Regions from separate parts of the Mus musculus genome. Here region 1 is linked to region 2. Evidence: chromatin loops called from intact Hi-C (ENCODE). Cell type or tissue: left cerebral cortex. All regions are shown on one strand. Links, peaks and the distances in the headings refer to the core of each region. The heading gives the core; the rest is flanking DNA.

Evidence for each region. Hi-C counts contacts between places; a loop is a spot of excess contacts. Peaks named below come from ENCODE experiments on the same cell type or tissue, not always from the same donor. Only the 100,000 strongest peaks of a DNase experiment are listed, where the experiment ranks them.
Region 1: it touches region 2 in a loop (2.5-fold over the local background); 4 of 42 quality-filtered maps call a loop at or near these places.

The regions. Positions count from the first base shown.
Region 1 is chr4:140,142,804-140,145,712 of GRCm38, forward strand. All of the region lies in intron 2 of Igsf21 (immunoglobulin superfamily, member 21), which reads right to left. Gm13029 (predicted gene 13029) reads left to right here and starts at 70. Exons shown (of 3, transcript NR_153821.1): 1 at 70-474; 2 at 678-837; 3 at 1,802-2,185. In left cerebral cortex, for the core only: CTCF peaks have their summits at 566 (motif pointing right) and 1,273 (motif pointing right); a DNase peak (open chromatin) is centred at 1,537.
Region 2 is chr4:140,248,087-140,250,995 of GRCm38, forward strand. No RefSeq gene overlaps it. Among named protein-coding and RNA genes, the nearest start is that of Igsf21, 2.7 kb to the left of the region's middle. In left cerebral cortex, for the core only: a CTCF peak has its summit at 1,509; DNase peaks (open chromatin) are centred at 1,121, 1,451 and 2,545.

The DNA of each region.
Region 1 (2,909 bases), core at 212-2,711, 110 kb before region 2:
ATAAAAAAAAGGATTTATCAGAAATCAGTGGTAAATAAATATTAGTTAAATAATGAAACCCAGGAGAAGTTTTTTTTTTTGCAAGAATTCTGAAAGTTTCAGACAATGGAATGAATTAAGAAATGACGACAAATTCAGTAAGTAAAAAATACTGCTTACATAGCGGGTCACTGACTTTTCTATCGCTATAACACCATGAAGATCACATTGAACAGGGTTTCTGGTTTCAGGGTCTGATACCACAATGGCAGAACAAAGGCATGGCGACAGGAACAACTGAGAGCTCACATCTTGATCCACAAGAAGGAGGCAGAGACACTGAGAATGGCACTGATATCTGGAACCTCAAAGCCAGTGACACACCTCCTCCAACAAGACCACACCTCCTAATCCTTCCCAAACAGTTCCACCAACTGGGGACCAAGAATTCAGCTATGTGAGCCTGTGTCGGGTATCATCGAACCACCTTAAATAGTAAGATTTATTTATTCATTCACTCATGTATTCATTTGCCTGTTTGCTTGCTTATGTGTGTATGTCATGTGAGTGCTGGTATTCTCGAAGGCCACTAGAGGGTGCTATAACCCTTGGTGTTGGAGCTTCAGGTAACCTTGGGAAAGTCCTCTGTAGGAGCAGCAAGCACTCTTGACTACTGAGCCGTCTGTCCGTCTCTCCAGCCCACCCTGCTAGAGTCACAGAAAGTCTAAGAAGAGGGTGAATTGGAATCTGAGCATCTTGGCTGCAGGATCTGAGTGTTGATGACTTAGGAGACGATGCCACTCCGGGGCCTGTTACCTCTTCGTGCATTAGGAAGAGGAAGGTCATTGCTATTTGCAGGTGATGTAATTATATAACAATTAAGAAAGTTGAAAGACAGCCTACCAGAACTGACGAGTGTCAGTACAATGTTTGCCTAGATGGCTGGCCTGCATACATCAGCAGTTTCCTTCCCTCTCCAGGGACCCCAGTGTGCCATGAGGGGCACTGTGGGCTTCTGAGGCTGCTTGTAGGGGTAGAGGGTGGGGACAGGGATGGGTCAGTAGGGTTGCAAGGTAGTCTGGGAGGAGCTAATTGTTATTCACTGATTAAGGTAGACTCTGAAGCTCTCTCTCCTTCCAGATCAGCCTGCCCCAGGCATAGGGTTTCCTTCTGTGAAGCTGAAAACCCTGCACTCCTCAAGCACCCGTCTTCCTGGGCTTTGGCATAATGCGAGGATCCCCCATGTGGGCCTCTTGTTTTATTCTGCAGTACCAAGCCACTCCAGGGGAGGGCGCTGTCCTGATACAGATGCTCAAAGACACCCTGGTTGCTCAGGGATGTGGATGGGGACAGGGAGGCTGGGCAAGGATACAAGGGTGCAGTGAGTGAGTGGCCCGCTCCAAGTGTTGACCAAGGCTTCGGGGAGAGATGGACTCCTGGCAGGTGTTGAGAGTTGACTAACAGGAGGAGATGTGAATGAGTAGTGGCAACAGACTCAGAGGACGGGAAAGATTTTAAGAGTCCTGGCTGAGGAAATCTGTGGGTGGTGATGTCATTTGCTATGATGAGGAAAGAAGGGGGATGCGTGGGCAGAGCGGGGATGCAAAGCTTCATGATGGCCGTGCCAATCGGGAGATATTGTCAATTCTTTCTGTGCAAGGACAGCAACTTTATAAAATTGGATGGTGGCAAGCCTGCTGCTCTTAAACATCTTGGATCACCCCTCATGGATTATGTCCAAACCCAACAGCATGGCAGGTGAACATAATGTATTCTGGACAGGTCCCCTGACCCACAAGACTTCTCCTTCCTTCCCTTTCAGACCCTCGTTGAGCACCGGATGAAGCTGAGGTGGGCTGCCCTCAGACCCTTTGCACCGCTCTTCCCTCACTATGCCACACCTGTCCTGGCTCTAAGCTAGGGGATTCCTCTCTATCACCAGGCTCCGTTATCTGTCTCAGCAGAGTACATGCTGGGACAAGACCTCCGTGTGAAAACCCAAGCTCTCTGGTGACACTTCTTCTCCACCGGGAGGGTTGAGGAGTGACCTGAGGATTTTGGGGCGGGGGGGTGGATCACCCAGGCTCTGCACTGACAGATGAGATGGGCTTCCCTCCTGTCCAGGTTGTACCTTGAGTGGTCTGCTATTCAAGGGTTAAAGGGGACCATGTGAGCCACTTAAGGAAATAAACAGCTTTCCAACATCCGCAATTATTTTGGAAGCACCTGCTCTCGTATAATTAATGTGCCAATTAAGATGATTATTATAGCCGTTAAAGCATATCCCCCAAGAACCACCGCTTCACAATACATGTTTACGCTCATCGGAGTCACTCTGCCACCTTACAGAAGAATAACAACAACAGCAACAGCAACACAGCGTCAGCTGCTGAATTGTCTCCCAAGCAGGCTTGGTTGACCCAGGCTCCTGCCTCCATCCCCAGGGTGGCTGAGGTCTCTCTTTCTCTCTCTGTGTGTCTTGCCTCCACAAGGAGTCACCTCTGGACAGTTTCACCCAGCATTTTCTAAAGAAGCATTCAGTTTGGAGGATTCTGTAAGGATGGGGAGGGGAGGGGGACACTGCCGCTGCCTCTCCGCCCCGAGTGCTCATCTCAGGCTAGGTGAACCGTGCCGTGTCTCCCACACATCCTTGCTTGATGTTGACAATGTCTTCATGGGTCTGTGCCTCTGCAGACAGGTGGCTCTAGCCAGGCGCTGATGACAGCATCCTGAAGCCTCTGGCCCAGTCTATTCCTCTGCCAGCATCCTCCTCCTGTCTTTAGAGTGGAAGTGGATGGCCCAGAAACCTTGGAGACCTGCATCAAGATGACCAGACTGGCTAGTGTTTAGATCTACCTGGACCTTGCTGGACGGGAGACCAGGGGCCAGCTAGTGTACTTCTCTGAGCCTCATTGTCCCCAGCTGTTGAG
Region 2 (2,909 bases), core at 275-2,774:
GTCCCTCCGTGGGTATTTTTTTTTTGAATCAGACTAATTGGTTGCTAGACTGATTGGGCTGGATCTGGCTTGAACACTGGAGTCTTGGGCCTTTATCCTTTCCCTGGCTGTTCTCCACTCCCCCTTGCTACGCCTCCAAGTCTCATCTTCCCCAAGCTACTGAGGGGTGAGCTTGAGGGCATCTCCCCTCCCCTCCAAAAAAAGCTTCCCCCCCACCCACCCCCCGCTAAGCAAGCCAAGGGAAGAGCACAACCCTTGCCTGTCTGATCCTGCCAGTCTCTCCCTCCCACCTCTCTGCTTCTGGCTTAGGAAAAAGCTATCCAGGATTCTAAGCCCTCGGTGTGAGAGGTTCCCTGGCTGAGGAGCTCCAAGCCCAGATGCCCCCCCGCCCCCCCTCCCGGGCTGGGCTAGGCTTACAGGAAATGCATGCATTGCTGTGTGGCCTTCCATGCTCTTGGAGTCTAGGTGCAACAGGATGGAGCCAGGTGAAGGAGGACAGGCAAGAGTTCTTCAGAAGGCCAAGTGGGCGTGGCTTCCCGGCCGCACCCACCTACCACTGTCCTTGGGGGAGGAGCTGAAAGGAGCAGGTCATTGGTGAAACTACCCATCAGTCCCAAGCTTAACCAGCTGGGAAAGAGGGCCAAGGTATTGTCTCCACGGAGTCCTCTAAGAATGGCGTCAGTGGAGAGGGTGGAAAGGAGAAAAGAAGTTTGAAACCAGGGAAGTCTGGTTTCACGGCTGAGTATCTTGGGCCTGGAGTTTTTTATACCTTAATGGACCCACCTTTATTCCCAAATCATCTTCACTATCCACCCTGTCCTTGAACATTACCCTGTGGAGAAAGTACTGTTCACCCTGGCCCGTGGCACATAGTAGGTCTTCACTGAGTATTGGATGGATGGAAAAATGAATGTAAGGCTGAATGAGGTTGGATAACTGGTTGGTTTGTTCCTTAGCTCTGAGCTCAAGCTGGTACTCGGTGGGTGCTCAGAGGCAAGCTGTAGCCACGAACCTTCTCAGAGATCCAGGATTGTGACGCTACTCCGCCCTGGTGCAGAGTTGGTTTCCCTTGGAAGGGCCAGGCTGCCAAAGCACGCCTATTACCATATGGTAATGATAATAGCAACAGCCCGCCTCCCAGCTCGGCCAAAAGCCCCGCCCCTTCGGCTCCATAAACCACAGCACTGGAGTCCTTTCTTCTGCTGCATAGAAAGGTGACTCGGAAGCACAGTCAGTTAACAGGGGGCTCTGGGAAACTAAGGCAAAGGAGAAGTCACCCAGGGCAGCCACAAGCTTTTCATTTAGTTTATGTCTACTGCTGCCCGCCAGAGGCGGTGCTTGCAGTTTGCTCTCCTGGCACTCAGACTCTCGAGTCACAGTGAACCACGCCTCTCTCTTGGGCTCAGGTCCAGTAGGAACCGTGAGCCTCTAGGCAGCCAAGGTGCAGCTATCTGCCTGCCCGCCCGCAAGAGTGAGCAGGTCCTAATCCTCTGTCCTTGGTGCTGACACGGGCTCTCCCGACAGAGGGTGCTAACACAAAAGCAACCTTCTCCGCCTTGCTCCAGGGATGGACACCCGGAGGTCACGATGGAGTTTTAAGTTCTCTTCTCCAGGGACAGGGTACCACTGGCTCTCACAGCCTTGTTTCCAGAGGGTGGGCTTTGTAGGTTTGGGGAGAGCTACTTGGTGGAGTAGAGAATATGAGGACCTGCCTCTGTGCGCTGGGTGCTGTCAGAGACTTCAGCTTGTGAAACAGTAGCAGATCAGTGTGTGCGGCATGACTCCTATTTTAAAGATGAGATGGATGAGAAACAGAGAGGTAAGCAGCAACTTTTCCAGGGGAACAGCTAGTGATGGACTCAGGTTTGAATGCAGGATCCACTTCAAGGCTAGAGCTTTTGCATGCTTTCCTTGGCCACCTGCAATAACCCCACAGGGATCCACATGCATACATACACAGGGGCTCGTGTGTGAGTACACACACATGCCAGATGGACAACTTTCATGAGTCCATTGTGTCCATTTATTGGCTCCCATCTAATCATCACGGAAGTCCTCCATGGCAACTTTGTGTACACATGACTTACAGATAAGGAAACTAAGTTGCAGAGATGCCAGGTGAATCGTGAAGATAGGGTAAGGCAGAAGATTCTGAACATAGGGACCAGGTACGGGCATAGGGACCAGGTACAGGCTTCTCTCTCTCTCTCTCTCTCTCTCTCTCTCTCTCTCTCTCTCTCTCTTGCTTCTCTTTATGCTGGCAATCAACACCACCGGCATACATCCCACGCAGGACCCGTTTATCTAAATTAAACACAACCAGAAATGATGGCAATACCCAAACCGATTGCGAGCCAGCCACTTGGAATTAAGCCTTACATCTCCTCCTTAACAGACTTGGCCCACCTACATTGTCAAGATTCCACATATTCCCCTAGAAAAGGACGCCACGGGCTGAGGTGGTAATCTCCTCACAGGACACGCACAGGGGTGCTAGGTATCATTCACCCAGATGAGGGAGTTGGAGGCCAGGGTTCCCCACACTGGGTCTCACACAGAGACCATTTGTGAGCTTGTAATGAAAATTCCTCAAAAGAGGGTTTCATGGCTAAGTCTACTTGGAGAATGCCAGTAGTTTCCTCTCAGCTCACAGGAGCACAGTAGCTTTGTTGGATGGGAATCTGCCTTTGCTTATCACCCCTCTTCTTATCAATTCTTATTAACATCTATGTCCCCAGGTGTCTGTGACAATAGCGGACAGGTGACAACAGTAGCAAATAGAATGACCACCGCTGACTGATGACATGTGTCACTAGCTAAACGCAGCCTGCTTGTTTGGATGCTTTGCTTGTACTAGTTAATCAAGCTCTGCACAGCCCTGTGGAGTAGACTCTACCTGTGGGTCCATA